Linked DNA regions of Homo sapiens: region 2 is linked to region 1. Evidence: chromatin loops called from intact Hi-C (ENCODE). Cell type or tissue: psoas muscle. All regions are shown on one strand.

Evidence for each region. A loop is a pair of places that touch in the nucleus more often than their neighbours do. Peaks named below come from ENCODE experiments on the same cell type or tissue, not always from the same donor. Only the 100,000 strongest peaks of a DNase experiment are listed, where the experiment ranks them.
Region 2: it touches region 1 in a loop (11-fold over the local background); 1 of 110 quality-filtered maps calls a loop at or near these places.

Annotation. Positions count from the first base shown.
Region 1 is chr2:121,540,604-121,548,603 of GRCh38, reverse strand. The region is part of intron 2 of CLASP1 (cytoplasmic linker associated protein 1); the gene reads left to right. Among named protein-coding and RNA genes, the nearest start is that of RNU4ATAC, 14 kb to the right of the region's middle. In psoas muscle, no CTCF peak of the experiment used is centred here; no DNase peak of the experiment used is centred here; H3K27ac peaks cover 5,018 bases.
Region 2 is chr2:122,381,817-122,389,816 of GRCh38, reverse strand. All of the region lies in intron 3 of LOC105373592 (a long non-coding RNA gene), which reads right to left. Among named protein-coding and RNA genes, the nearest start is that of LINC01823, 600 kb to the right of the region's middle. In psoas muscle, no CTCF peak of the experiment used is centred here; no DNase peak of the experiment used is centred here.

The DNA.
Region 1 (8,000 bases):
TGTGTCTTGGGGGTGATCTTCATGTGTAGCATCTTGCAGGAGTTCTCTGTATTTCCTGAATTTGACTTTTGGCTTCTCTAGCAGGGTTGGTGAAGTTTTCATGGATGATACCCTGAAATATATTTTGTAAGTTGTTTGCTTTCTTCTCCCTTTCAGGGATACCAATTTTTCATAGATTTGGCTTCTTTACATAATCCCATACTTCTTGAGATTTTGTTCATTCCTTATTCTTTTTGTCACTATTTTTGTCTGACTCTTATTTCAGAGAGCCAGTCTTCAAGTTCTAAGATTCTTTCTTCAGCTTGGTTTATTCTGCTGTTAATACTTGTCATTGCATTGTGAAATTCTTGTATTGTGTTATTCAGCTCTGTCAGATCCTTTAGGTTCTTTTTTATGCTGGCTATTTTGTCCTTCAGCTCCTGTATCATTTTATTTTGGTTCTTACTTTCCTTGGATTGAGTTTTGCTATTCTCATGAATCTCAGTGATCTTGGTTCCTATCCATATTCTAAATTCTATTTTTGTCATTCAGCCAGCTCAGCCTGGTTAAGAACTCTTGTTGGAGAACTGGTGTGGTTGTTGGGAGACATATGACAGTTACTGGAGTTCTTGCATTGGTTTTTTGCTTGTCTCTAAGTCTGGGTGTTCCTTTAACTGCAGTGTAGATTGAGTACAGTCAAGTGACTGATTTGCTGGATGTTTTCACAGGGCTGAGTCTTTGTTTAGGGTCTTTGAAGCTGACTTCTTGTTTTTGGTTTCAGAGGGTGGTACGTTAGTGAGGTATTTTTGGTGTTGAAGCTTTGGGTTGTGATCTGGTATGTGGCACGTAGGCATACTGGTCATGGTACACTCTTGCTTGGTTGTGTGGCTCCCCCGTATTTCCTCACAGTTGCAGCCGTGTTCCCTCTCAATTCTCAAAAAGCGTGGGTTTCTCTCCACCTTGAGTACTGGCTATAGATCGCAGCTTGGCATTCCCGAGCTGCCCATTGCAGCTCTGGGACAATCTCAGTGTTTATGTTTTTTTTCCAGTTTGGGGGCAGCAGAGGAAGGGACCTTAGTAGTGGTTGTGGCCGAGGGTCATTTGATTGTCTCCTGTGGGCTCCACCCCAGAGACATGCAGGTCAGCAGTCACTCAGTGCAATCAGCTCAGGATGGAGGGTCTTCGCTGCGAGCCCAAGCTGGGGGTTCCCTGCCTGGTGAAGAGTAGGGGGGTGGGTGGGCCCTTGGGAGACGGACTAGCCTCCCCTCCTTGTTGGAGGTGTGGATAAGGCAGTTAGGGTCTGTGCTTCTTTGTTAGTCCGAGGGTAGCAAGGGCAGTTCCACCGCAGCGGCAGTGGCAGAGAGGCTTTCAGTTGCCATGTGGTCTCTGTCCAGGGAGTTGCTGAGTTGCTACTGGCTGGATAGCTCTGGTAAGGGGGTGGCTGGAGGCCCAGGCCTGGAGGACCTGCCGATGAGGAGATGTGGGAATGGGTACCCACATAACCGTCTGGCCACTTTTCTGTAGGGCTGCTGCAATATGTTGGGGGTCCACTCCAGTCCCAGTTGCCTTGGATTTTCCAGTACCTGGAGGTATCAACAGTGAAGGCTGCAAAACAGCAGAGATAGTGGCCTGCCCCTCCCTCTGGGAGCTCTGTCCCAGGAAGGCACAGATCTGTTGCCAGCCCAAAGGCACCTGTAGGTGGTGGTTGGAGACCTCAGTTGGGAGGGCCCATCCCCTGAAGAGGAATGGGATCAGGGACCTGCTTAAAACAGCAGTCTGACCTCTTTTTCATAGAGCAGCCATGCTATGCTCAGGGTCTGCCCCTAGTTGCTTTGGGCACTTGAAACCCAAAGATGGAATTGCAGCTCCTTTTGCCCTGAAGCCCAGAAAGCCTGGGTATCTAAGGCTCTCGGGTCTCTGTTTGCGCCTGAGAAACTACTCTGCCAAGATTCCATGTAGCTCTGTGTCAGACTGAAGACCCTGGTGGAGTGGGTTCATGAGGCAGTCTCCTGACCCGAGGGTTGTAAAAAGGTCTGTGGAAGAAGCGTGGTTCCCGGGGTCCCATATTCACTCACTGCTTCCCTGAATGGGGGAGGTTCCCCTGGCTCCATTTCACTCCCAAGTGGGCCACCGTCCTGCCTTGCTTTTCTCCGTTTTCCATGGGTGGAGTTGTTTCCTTGATTGGTCCCAATGCGTGTACCTGGATGTTTAATTGAAGGTGCTGTGTTTACTCGCCCCTTCGCTCCTCTCGTGAGAGCTGCGCACACTAGATGCTTCTAGTCAGCCATCTTGGCCACCCCCCTACACTTTGATTTCTATATTTCATTTCTAGGTAGATACCTAGGAATGGAATTGCAGTCATAGGGTACGTGTGTGTTTCGTTTTTAAAGAAACTGCCAAGTTATTTCCAATGTAACTGAATTTTTTAGCTGTTCCTTGTTTTTACTTTTTCTGGGTATACCCTGAGAGGTAGTCTCATGGCTAAAGTATAGAGATGTGATAAATCACAGGAAATGTGTTGGGGTGGGATGTGAAAGGGAAAGGGCCTTGAAATCCATGGTTGGAAAGTACCTTGAAAGATCATTTCTGTTTCCAAGAGGCATTGCATGTAAAGCATGCCATACTTCTAAGAATCTTTCTGTTTTAAAAGGTGTTTTTGAAGCTCTCATTCTATAGAACTATAAATCCAATTAAAGAAAGTTTTTTTTTTTTAAGTAATGAGCAAACTATAATAGAATTTCAATTCTGAGACACTTTTTTTTTTAACCTCTACAGTTTTACCATCTCTGATATCAAGATGAGTCTTTTGATCAATTGGGTAACAGTTTGTCACCAGCTATTTCTTTGGTGTTCATAAAGTTGGTGGTGTCTTAGATTTGATGAAATATGGAAGATATTATTGGAATAAAGATTATAGTACCACCTATAAAATATTCTGGCCAGAAATGCTGAATCTGAATCTAGTTGGATCTCTAGAGCTGACTTCATCTGCAGGAAATGCAGATAGAGGGTCAAGTTCAACGATGCCCAAGGAAACAGACAAAGCTGACTGTGTCTCTTCATAACAGAACCGACCAGATTTCTACAGCACGAAAATGACACGAAAAGAAATGGGGTAGGAGGGGGCCCACTTTAGAGTCAGGGAGACTTTAGAATAACCTTGAGTTGTCATGTGCCATACCTGCTAAATGTCATGTGTGGATTTTTTTGGATCATGATTCAAGCAAATGTCTGCTCCGTGCCCGCCCCACCCCCGTGATTAAAAAAACCAAACAAATAAAAGAAAAACAAAAACTTTTTGGAGACAAACTTGGAGATTCAATTTTGGACCATCAGCTTTGTATTCCCCTGTTGATTTCTAACTTGCTCTCATTCTCTGCCCTTGCTGTGCTGATTTTAATTAGGTACCCAGGCCGGGTGCAGTGGCTAACACCTGTAATCCCAACACTTTGGGAGGCCGAGGCAGGTGGATCACTTGAACTGTCAGGAGTTCAAGACCAACCTGGCCAACATAGTGAAACCCTGTCTCTACTAAAAATACAAAAATTAGCTGGATGTGGTGGCACACGCCTGTAATCCCAGCTACTCGGGAGGCTGAGGCAGGAGAATTGCTTGAGCCTGGGAGGTAGAGGTTGCAATGAGCCAAGATCCCATCACTACACTCCAGCCTGGGTGACAGAGCGAGACTCCGTCTCAAAAATAAAAAAAAAAAAAAAAGAAAAGAAAAGAAAAGAAAAAGAAAGAAAAAATTAGGTGCCCTGCCATCATTCTGAGAATCCCTTTTGCCATCATCTTGGTAATTGCCTTCACCTCTCTTTTGAGTTGGCCCCTCTGTTTCTAGGATCCCATGTTTTTCACTTTTTTGGTTTATTTTCTTGTTTACTGACCCAGTTCTTTTTGTATGGAATGGAATTGCAGTCATGTGGTACGTGTGTGTTTAGTAACTCCTTATATGTCTAACAGCTTGTTCGTCTCTACCCTTATACTTGATTGATATTTGATCAAGTATATAGAATTCTAATAAGTGATCAATAAATTTTAAGTAAATAAATGAATGCACCTTTCCCCCTTTAAAAAAACATGTATTGCATGAATTTAGAGAGTATGTTAAGCACAGACTATTGTTATGTTTTTCCAGATTTCAATTTCAAAAAGGGGTAGTAATAGCTTTTTTTTTTTTTTTTTGTATATATTTTTTGAAAGTAGTAAAATGCCATCCTGGAGCTAAGATTTTTGTCAGGATTTAACCCTGGCATGAACTCTGAGAAAAATCAGTGGAAGGAGATTACTCCTTACTTGAGGAAGGAGTTGATTTGTCTCTCATGGTGCCTCTGTGGAGATTGGAATGCTGGGAGCTATAACCAATGAGCCAATTCACAGATATTTTGGTCTCTAAAATTAGTTACAGTACACTCTTGGAACGGCTTCTGTTACACACTTTTTGTCAGAAGCACAACCAGTGGGCAGATGGTTCTCTGGAAAAAGTAGACACAGAAGAGTGATTTGACTTGGGTGTCATTATAAACTTAGTGTTCTTGGTTTGCCCTTTTGTAAGACTAATGGATTAGTGAACATTATTTAAGCCACATAATCGCGGAGTGACCTTGCCTAATTATTTGTTCATCTTTTTGGGCTTAGTTTCCTTATCTGCAAAGTAGGCATATTTATAGTTATGATATTTGCCTCAAAATATTGTTGTGAGAATTAAATAGAGAATCTTTGTAAGATAGACGTTCACTGCCCCATGATTTCCTATCCACCCCCTACTTTTTTTTTACTGTCTCTGGGCAAGTGAGTGCATGAGAAAGGTTGTGTAAGAATCTGCTCTGCTTTGAGTAGTTTGTGGTCTTTTTGGAGAGTTACTTAGTATGCATATAAAGGAGATAGAAAAAAGTACTATTCAGATTGGGGTTTAGAGAAATTAGGAGGCTGGAGACCTTTTGGAGGGGGCTAGCTGGAACTGTCTCTTAGAAGGATTGGGACTTGGGCTTTGGAGGAGTCTAGGGAGACTCTAGGAATCTTGGGCAGGAGGAAGAGCTGTGAGTCCTGTTGGCGCGCTGGGGGCTGCTGGGAGAGAGGAACAGGTAGGTCAGCTTGGAAGCATATCAGGGAAAATTTTGAAAGTCCATATGGGAAACTTAGATCTTTGTTTATTTCCTTAAACCATCATGAATGTCTTGGTGCCTGATCTCATGTTTATGGGATGTATCTGGATGAGAGAGATTGCAAATTTAGAGGTCTGTGACTGGATATGACCCACAAATATGTTTTGTTTGGTCTCCTTAGTGCTTTAAAATTCTTTGGATAAGTTGCCAGGGTTTAAAATCAGGAGATGTGGCCTTACTGTCCTTCAGTCCCACATGTTATCAAGTGACTGGAGCTTTAAGAGGTGCCCCAAGTTTCCATGGCCCCCTTACCCCCATCACATAACCGGCCTTATTTTTACCTATGTGTCCGAGTTTGCAGCCAGTGGTCTAGAGCAGCACTGTCCAGTACAGTAGCCATGAGCCTCCTGTGGTGGTTTAAAGTTAAGATTAAGCAAAGTTAAATGAAAAGTCCTGTTCTGCATTTGCACTAGCTACCTTTCGTTTGCTCAGTAACCATATGCGGCTAGTGGCTACTGCATTGGACATCACCGTTGTAGAACATTTCTATCATTGCTGAAAGCTGTATTGGATTGGTCTAGGTCTTCAAACAAAGGTTACTAACTCTGCTTCTCATTGTATTTTAAACCTTGTCTCCTAGTGTGACTTGCCATATTGCTGGCCTCATGTGTAATAAAAGAAAGTGGTTTGATGGTGTGATGATCCTAAATACCTTTTGAAGGGTAAAATCCTTTATATGGACAATTACTGGTAATAGCCCATAACTTTGTAAGTCCCATTAATCCAATATTAATTAACGTATTTTAACAGACATTTACTTTTATGGTTTATAAACTATCTCTGGAGGGCATTCCAGAAGAGGAATTTTAAAAATAGACTGCGCAGTGGCATTGTTATTGGGTTGAGCACCCAGGCACTTCCTAGGTGACTGCTTTGAAGGATAACAAGTTTGGGTAACAGTAACTACTTCTGCCATCGTACATGTGTATGTGCAAAGTCACTGACTATCACACTTTTCTTGAGGGGGTATTTGTGTTGTGTTTTTATTCTTGAATGTGAAAATTACAGTGTAGAGTGCTAATTTCTCCTTACTTAGTGAGGTTGCAATCTAGTCTTTTAAAATAACTAAAAAATGTGTAGAAATCAGCAGGGCACAGTCCTGTTTTTAAAGCAGCACCTAGTGCATTACATTAAAAACAGAGCTAACAGTATAGTATACAGTGTGTTTTCTTTTTGACTCAGCAAATGTTTTCAGCATTTGTACTAAGAGGATGAGAGCACATATGTAGAAGTGTGCATCCATCATCGTTTTGTGTAAAATAATGAAAACCCTGCATATTAGTAGGACTGGGTGAGTGATGATGATACCTACGTACAATATTATAAAGCCACTGAAAATAGGGGTGTAGATCTGTATTTATTGACTTGGGAAGATGTCCATTGCACATTGAATGGAAAAATGTGCATGTGCGTGTGCCTGGATGTCTTGCAGGATAGTCACCAAAACAGTAACAGGGGTATTGTTGAGTGATGGAATTTTAGGCAACCTTATTTTCTTTTCTAGATTTCATGCCTACTTTGTTTGCCCCTTAACTCAGTAAGCCACGCTTTATTATTTTTAAAAGTGCTGCTCTCATAAAGAAGGGAAATAGTACTTACTGGGTGCCTGTGACATTCCGAGCATTTTGTTAAAACTTCGTTAGCCTCATGTGTACTCTTTAAGGTAAATGTATTATTATTCTGGTTTTATTGAGTGAGCATTTGAAGCTCGGAGATGGAGCAGCTGCCATGGGAGGAGAGCTGGATGTCAGCCCCAAAGATGTGCTTACAAAGCCAGTGCTTTTTTTCCTAGCTGAGGCATTCCCAGAGCCTCAGAGAGGTGTAGCGCCGAGGCTGACGTTTGAAGTTATCCGATATTGGCAGAGAAGGTCTTAAGCTAGCTAGAGAGAGAGAAAGAGAGATGAAAAAGACTAAAAATGTGGGGTTTTGTGTATATCATTATTATGTTATAGTGAAAATGGCTTTGGTGTAGTCAGGAGGCTCGGGCTTATTTGCAGTTTGGTCATTTACCAAACTTTACAACCCTGGATAAGTCTTTTGGTCTTTATTTTCCTTATTTCCAAAATAAGGATAATATATTCTATATCTCAGGATTATTGTGAGAGTACTCAGATTCATGCAAAATACCTTAAAACAATGAAGTGCAATATGAATGTGAACATTGTTTTTACCTTAGACAATCCAGTCTTCTGAAGCTTCAGAAATGGCCTGTTTTTACCACCTAGTTTGTCCCTTATGGATGTTTTTTTGGAGGAGAGGATTGAGTATTCCTTTCTTTGCTCAATGAGCAGACCTCATGTTCTGGAAAGATAACTGTTCCATTTTGGGGCCTTTACAAGTGTTTTGGAGGTCTAAGCTTCTTGTTATAAACTTATAGGTCTAGTGGTCAGCATCACTCCCACTGCTCTAATTTTTAAAACTTAAAACTGTGAAGTGTGTATAGAATGTGCACAAAACACAAAGACACAATTTAATGATGTATTTTAAAGCTAATAGCTGTTTAATTGATCTTCAGGACAAGAAATAGAACGTTGCTTAGGACATCGCCACCAGGACTCCCCTAAGTAACCACTCTTCTGACTTTTATGATAACTGCTTTCTGGCTTTTCTTTTTAGTTTTATTATCTAAATATGCACCTTAACATTACAGTTTATGTTTGCTTTTTTTTTTTTTGGATGGAGTCTCACTCTGTTGCACAGGCTGGAGTGCAGTGGCGCGATCTAGGCTCACTGCAGTCTCTGTCTCCCGGGTTCAAGCGATTCTCCTGCCTCAGCCTCCAAGTAGCTGGGATGACAGGCGCATGCCACTACGCCGAGCTAATTTTTTGTATTTTTAGTAGAAACGGGGTTTCACCA
Region 2 (8,000 bases), 840 kb before region 1:
GCCATGGGGCTGTATCCTGCAGAGCCACAGGGGTGGAGCTGCCCAAGGCTGTGGGAGCTCACCCCTTCCATCAGTGTGCCCTGGGTATGAGACATGAAGTCAAAGGAGATTATTTTGGAGCTTTAAGATGTAATGACTGCTTTGCTGGGTTTCAGGCTTGCATGGGGCCTGTAGCCCCTTTGTTTGGCCAATGTCTCCCTTTTGGAATGGGGGCATTTACCCAATGTCTGTATCCCCACTCTATCTTGGAAGTAACTAACTTGGTTTTTTAGCCATTTGAGGAAATATGAAAGCTCCACTATAAATCTCAAATTTGAGATTTCCAGTGAATAAGGTGGTTTATGTAAGAACTTGCAAAAAACAAAATTTAAAGCATCTTTTGACCAGAAATGAATTTATTTAACGAATATGATCTGAATATCTCCCACACGGCAAGACATGGAGACACAACACAAAATTAATGCTGCCCCAATAGTCAATCCCTAACAAATCCTGTCTCTTTCACTTCTACTATGCAACCTTGTTTTTCATTTACGCGGCCATCTCCTTCTTCGTCTAAGCCTTCACCTTCTCTGACTTAGAGTGACGATAACAGCCTTCTGTCTGGTGTTCTTGTAGCTGCTTTTCATCCTCTCTCCAGAATGCACATCCTCCAGGAGACCTTCCAAACTCCTCCCAACTTTGCCTTTGGTGTTTTCCTGCAGTCTTACCTCTTGCCATTTCTAATTCTGCATTTCTACTGAACCTGAGCTACAGGTAGCACACTGCACTGAACTGTGCGTATCCTACTTGCTCAAGCTTTTGGTCTCCTTGGTGTGCCCTTGACCAATGCTTTGCTTGGATAATTCTTTTTCATTGCCCCAAGATTTATCGTATTAATCGTGTATTTTCTGCATTCTGATGCTTTGACATCTGGGGCCTTGCTGATCTTAGGGGGACCCTCCTCCCAGGGCTGTGCAATTCCTAAAAATAATAAACAACTCACCTGCAAGTGGATCTTTCATATGCAAATCAACCAATCCAGAGTCCACACCCAACCACCTCCTCTATTGGAATGTCACTCAAATTGACAATTCCCCTGCCCTCATCACCCCAGAGCCAGATACCAGACCATTAGGGACAGCCCCTACAACTTAGAGCCTGCTGAAATTACTCAAACTTGCCAACCCTAAGTCTGTTAGTCTTGTTTCCCTCATTTCTTCCCACATAAACCATAATAAAGGCCCTTGCTCACATTTCTCCCTCACTCCCTCTGCCTCCTGCATAACCCTGGTTCTTCCCTGAGTGGCCCCACAAAGCATGGCATCGTGTGCCCCTTCTTCTTGGGAACTGTAAGTAGTATAACTCTCCAATGGGTTCAACTTGGCTGCTGCCTAGATAGAGCCAATTTATCAAGACAGGGGAATTGCAATAGAGAAAGAGTTATTCAGACAAAGCCAGCTGTGCATGAGACGGGAATTTTATTATTACTCAAATCAGTCTCTCTGAGCCTTCAGGGATCAGAGTTTTTAAGGGTAATTTGGTGAGTGGGGGCCCAGTGAGTCAGGAGTGCTAATTGGTTGGGTCGGAGATGGAATCATAAGAAGTTAAAGCTGCCCTCTTGTGCTAAGTCAGGTCCTGGGTAAGGGACTGCAAAATCAAATGAGCCAGTTTATCAATCTGGGTGGTACCAGCTGATCCATCAAGTGCAGGATCTGCAAAATATCTCAAACACTGACCTTAGGTTTTTCAATAGTGATGTTATCTCTAGGAGCAATATGGGGAGGGTCAGAATCTTGTAGCCTCCAGCTGCATGACTCCTAAATTATAATTTCTCATCTTAAGGCTAATTTGTTAGCCCTACAGAGGCATTATAGTCCCCAGTGAGGAAGAGAGTTTGTTTTGGGAAAGGGCAGTTATCGTCTTTGTTTCAAAGTTAAACTATAAACTAGGTTTCTCCTAATGTTAGTTTGGTCTATACCCAGGAGGGAAAAAGGACAGCTTGGAGTTGGTTAGATCAGATCTCTTTCACTGTAATAATTTTCTCAGTTATAATCCTGCAGTGATGCCTTCAGTAACAAACTATCTTTTCAATGACAATTGTCTTCTGATATGTTGGCCTCACTATACTTGAATAATAATAAGATCTACATTTTAAAATGTTCACCTCCATAATCACCTCCTTTGGGAAATCTATCCAAATCCCTTTTCTCTACACAGAATTTGATACAGTACATCTCATCTATACCTCCACAGACCCCACATGTGCCCTCATGAGCACTCCCACCACATTGCAATGAAATGGGCTGAAAATGCATCAGCTTCCCCTTCAACTGTCTGGCCAGAACAATATCTTGTGTATAAACTTATTGCCAGAGCCTAAAATAATGCCTACCTCCTATGGTACAGCAGACTCTCCATGCATGTTGGTTGAATTTAACTGACCTGGAAAATGATCCCTGCCCTCAAAAACATCAATTTGGAGAAAGATACAGAGCAGCAGCCAGATTGTTCCAGTGCAGCATGGTAAATACTAAGAAAGAAATAAACACAGGCCACTCTGAGAGTTCAGAGGATGCTCAAGGGGCCCTTGACCCATGACACCTTAAAAGGCTTCATTTTGGTTTGGCTTTTAGCCTCAAAAGCTAAGAGTACTCCTGCTTTAAACAAAGCTCGTGGATTATTCCACAGTAAATTTAAAAGTGCTAATAGAATGAAACATAGTAGCCTCAGAATCAGTTAATTTGGAGCTCTAGACTACTGGATTTGAAGACCTGGCATATTTACAAAGAAATTATTGCATCAGTTAAGTGAGCTATCTCAAATTTCACCTTCTTAATGTCTTTTTACTGTGCCCTGTCTCCTTCCATCTGCCATCGCTTTGTCATGGGTCATGATGGCCACACACCTTCCCTGGGAAGGAAGGACCAAAGAGTAATTAAGTGACTGAGTGAAAGTCCAGCTCAGCCATTACTTTCCTACCTTGGACAAGTTATTTAACCTCCCCAGATATTTTTCTCTGTTTAATAAACTATCATTAACTGATAGTAACTACCACTCAGGTCATAGTAAGGATTAAATCCACAAATCCATATAACATGCCTGGCACACATTAAGAGCTCAGTAAATTTCAGCCATTGCTGCTCTTGCAATATCATCCCCATTGTCTCCTCATCTCCAGCTGCACACATGCCATCAGATCTTTCCTCTCTATGGATGCCTGTCTAACATAGAATCCTGGCCATGTTTCTATCCTGCCTTTAACCTTCTCCCAGAACTTCTAAAATGAATTCTAAGCTCCTTAATAAGACATCAGAGACCCACAATCAGTCCCCACTAATATCTGCAGCCTCTTTTCTCATTACAGCTCCAGCTAACGTGAGCTTCTCTACTTTAGGCTGATGAATACACCAGGCTTTTCCAAAGTTCCACCTGTGCACTCTGGCACAGCTGTCACCTTCACCCAGAGGCCCTCACTGCTATCCTCTTCCTACCACTGACAAAAATTGGCAACTTCGGCCAGGCTTGGTGGCTCATGCCTGTAATCCCAGCACTTTGGGGGGCCGAGGTGCACGGATCACCTGAGGTCAGGAATTCAAGACCAGCCAGGCCAAAATGGTGAAATCCCATCTCTACTAAAAATACAAAAATTAGCCAGGTAAGGTGGCATGGGCCTGTAATCCCAGCTACTTAGGAAGATGAGGCAGGAGAATCGCTTGAACCCAGGAGGTGGAAGTTGCAGTGAGCCGAGATGGCAGCACTGCATTCCAGCCTGGGTGACAGAGCAAGACTCTGTCTCAAAAAAAAAATTAAAAAATTGGCAACTTCTCTACCCTCTACCAATCTCTGTGATAGCACTCTTGACACTTATCAGTATTGATTTATAAACATATGTGCCTTCCCCCAGTAAACTGTAAACTTAAAGAGAATAGAAACCATGCTTCACTCATTTTTATGTTGCCAGTGCCTGAAATGGTGCCTGAAATATAGCAGCAGCTCACTAATTTCTTGTAGAAATACAAATAAATTAGATGAGTAAAATCAATTAGTGAAAATACCAAAATTCATTTCCTCTTTAATCTACTAGCTCCTTCTGGAAGTTTAGCAAACATAAATAATTTTTATCATGATCAGGTCTGGGCCTGTATGAAGAGAGTATGTGTCAAACTGAAACAGAGTGGGCTTGATTTATCGTATTTTATGTACAAGAGCCAGTGCTTCCCCTTCTGAACCCCCTTCTCCCACCCAGGCCCCTCCCTGGCCCCCATTTCTGCACACAGAATGACAGCATAGATAATTAGATTAAACATATATTTTGGTTGATTTGATCTTTCTACAGTGTGTAAATGCAAGAAAAGAAAAAAACAAAAAAAGCTGATCCAACTGGTCTACACCTTCAGATACTATTTAATTAAATATTTGGCAGATATCACTGGGATATGGCCACCCTATTGCCCCTTTCATCTTATTTCAACACTACCCATCCCAACTTCTTATCAAAGTTTGACAAACTGGCTCACTGACGTATCAGTTTTAGGGAGAATGCCAGAGTTTGTGATTTAATAATTCACTCTACTCTCCAAATACATAATCATTATGTCTTAAAAGCATGTTATACTGCATTGTAATTTTCCATAAAATTGAAAATGATGGTAAGCTATGACACCAATTGTTGTCAGAGCAAATACAAAAGCCTGTTTGGAGCCATGGAGTGCTTCAAGCAAGTAACCCTAAACCAAGGAGGAAATACATGGCTTAATTGGATTGTCATCAGTTATACTTTAATGCCGAGCTGCTTCTAATCGCTGTGCGTGATAGAATTTTTCATTCTCATTACAATGTTATTATTGTTTATTTTAGATAAGTCTGTAACTGATAGGTATACAAATGTATGTTTTTATTGCCCTTTAGGCCTCTTAGATAAAAGTACTTACTGGACTGCCTTTCCAATAAACCCTTCATTAAAACTAACTCTTGATATAATCTCATTAAAATTGATTTTCTGAAACAAAAAAAAATCTTGAAAAGATGCAAAAACATCACAGGTTCAATTTTTAAATAAATTATTAGGTCAGTTACTTAGATTGTCATCCAACTGTATTACGTAACAAACAAGCTAACTCTGAATACTTAAAAAAAAATACAGGACCTGTGATGGAGGCATATGGAGTTTAATTACTCTGATGGCTTGGGTGGGATTGGAGTAATGCTAAGAAGCCTGCTTTCCTAATGAAAGTCTTTGATACCCTTTAGCATTGCTAAATACCTATAAAAATAAGGCTGCTTATCTCAGATGCTTCTTGTTTTGTTTGGGGTTTTTGTGTGTTTTTCTCTGTCATATAACCCACATGATAATATAATACCTGCCTAAGCCCTGTACCACATTGCAATGTTTTACTATCAATTTTTGCTGCTTAACCTAACCCCATACTCTGAGAAGGACATTGTCCTTTCTTCAGGAAGAATTTTAAATAGTTGTAGTTTTTGTTTATTTGTTTGTTTTGTTTTGTTTTGTTTTTGACACAGAGTCTTGCTCTGTCACACAGGCTGGAGTGCAGTGGTGCGGTTTTGGCTCACTGCAACCTCTGCCTCCTGGGTTCAAGAAATTCTCCTGCCTCAGCTTCTCGAGTAGCTGGGATTACACAGGCATGTGCCACCACACCCGGCTAATTTTTGTATTTTTAGTAGAGATGTGGTTTCACCATTTTAGCCAGACTGGTCTCAAACTCCTTACCTCAAGTGATCTGCCACCTTGGCCTCCCAAAATGCTGGGATTACAGGCATGAGCCACCGCGCCCAGCCGGCTGAGTTTTCTAATTCAGGTCACTCAGCACCAAGGCAACCTGGAGGTTAGTTTGGCTCTGAGGTTGTATACCATTCCTTAAAATCAGACTTCTGCTACATGATGCAGAAGAGAATGCACATCACAAACTTCTAGCTACAGGGCACACACAATGGACCTCAGGTGCTGTGCTCAGAAATCCATCACCACATTTTTGCCAAGCCTGTACTTCCCATGGGCTGCTACAAGATTAGCTCTCACTCAAGAGCGGCTATCATTATCCTCAGTCCATAGATGAGGAAACTGAGGCTTAGAGAGTTTAAATAACCTATCATTCTGAGCAAACTATCACAAGGACAGAAAACCAAACACCACATGTTCTCACTCATAGGTGAGAATTGAACAATGAGAACACTTGGACACAGGGCGGGGAATATCACACATGGGGGCCTGTCATGGAGTAGGGGACGGGGGGAGGGATAACATTAGGAGAAATACCTAATGTAAATGACGAGTTAATGGGTGCAGCAAACCAACATGGCACATGTATACCTATGTAACAAATCTGCACATTGTGCACATGTACCCTAGAACTTAAAGTATAAAAATTAAAATTAAAATTAAAGAAAACCTATCAAAGGAAAATGCAGCCATTGGAAGAATTGCTAGTACTCTCATTTGAATTTTTAAAAGTGGTGTTATTACCATCATCTTTACATTTATCAGTACTTTATCTTGGGTAACTCTCACCCTAAGGCCAGAATTGGCTTCTGAATGCCAATGAAAATATTTGTATTATTTAGAAAGCAACGTGAATAGTGATCACTGGAGCAATCCAGTGCAGTGGCCCTGCTATTACTTGCCATCAGCCCCCTCCCTGCCTAGCTTGGGTGTGTGTGTTGCCTGCTCCTGGGCTACCATTCAACATGCTCTGCAAGCCTGCTGCAACTCCACCTGCCTGGGCCAGTGGTGACCTGCCATCCATTTCTGTAGTCTCTAAATGTGGAGGTCTACGTCCTCAGTTGCATTTCACCCAACACCAGCACCTAGGTCCCACCCTGCATTAGCAGACCCAGCAAGAAACACACCCCACTCAAGCAGAGTAATATTTCACGTGCTTAAACGATGTGAATAAGGTTAAGAGGAGCCAGCAAGGAACAGTGAAGCACCCCAGGGCCAGCAACAGCAGGCAGCAGCTCCATCCCTTAGCCTTGAAAGGGCAAGAAGAGAGAAAACATTGTAGACCTTGGTGAGGGTGATTGCCATAATTTTAGTAGCAGCTGTAGATGTTGTCTCCCACTTGGGATCATGGGACAGGATAGAAGGTTATGCCCATCTCAGCTCAGCAGGGAGGGAGCCAGGTGAATACACACTCTCCCTCTTTCTGCTTCCACCTTCTCATCTTCTGAGTGAGGAAGTCACAGAGCAAAGAATCTTGCTTAGGGCATCCCATGGAAGCCAGTTTCTTGGCAAACAGAGGAGGGTGGAAAGAAGGCTAGAGATCGAATGTGAAGGGAAAAAGAGAGTATCACACTTCCATGTACCTCTTCTTTCCCTCAAGAAAGATTTAGTTTATATTCTAGGTTTCTCTCCTCTGAACTGGTATGTTCCATGGCTTCCTAAAATTCTGTTGAGAAAGGCTCACCAACAGGTAGTAGATATTTGTGATTTTTATTCTATTTGTATGTTTTTCTTCCTCTTTCTGGCAATAATACTCCAAAATTATTTTGGAGGGTCATTGTACCCAAACTCCTATTTCATGTGGCATGTGGCTGGTGGAAGCACCCCTAGTGGAAGATATTGAGTCCATTGTTACGCATCAGGATCAGACTAACCCAAAAGGAAATATTTTAGTTGTAGCCAAGTCAAGTAATTCAAACCCAGAGATCAGTTGACATAAAATTCTGGTCAGTTTTGAACTTCAGCTGTCAGGAATTAAGTCTCTCTACTGTTCCTCAAACATAACTCTTATATAATTAACCCTCTGTGCTGCAGAATATTGTAAGCCTATTTCCCTTCTAAGACTCTGTGGGCAGAGAATACACTGTTCTTTATATCCCTAACACCTAGCCCAATTGCAGACACTCAATTAACACTTGCCAAATAAACAGAAGAATAAACGAAGACATGAGAAAGTAAACATCATCCTAAGGTTCCATCTAGAATACAAGCCATCCTCATAGAAACTTCATTGCTGTACCTCAGCCTGTGTATCTATCTGGTGTTAACAGTAAGAGCA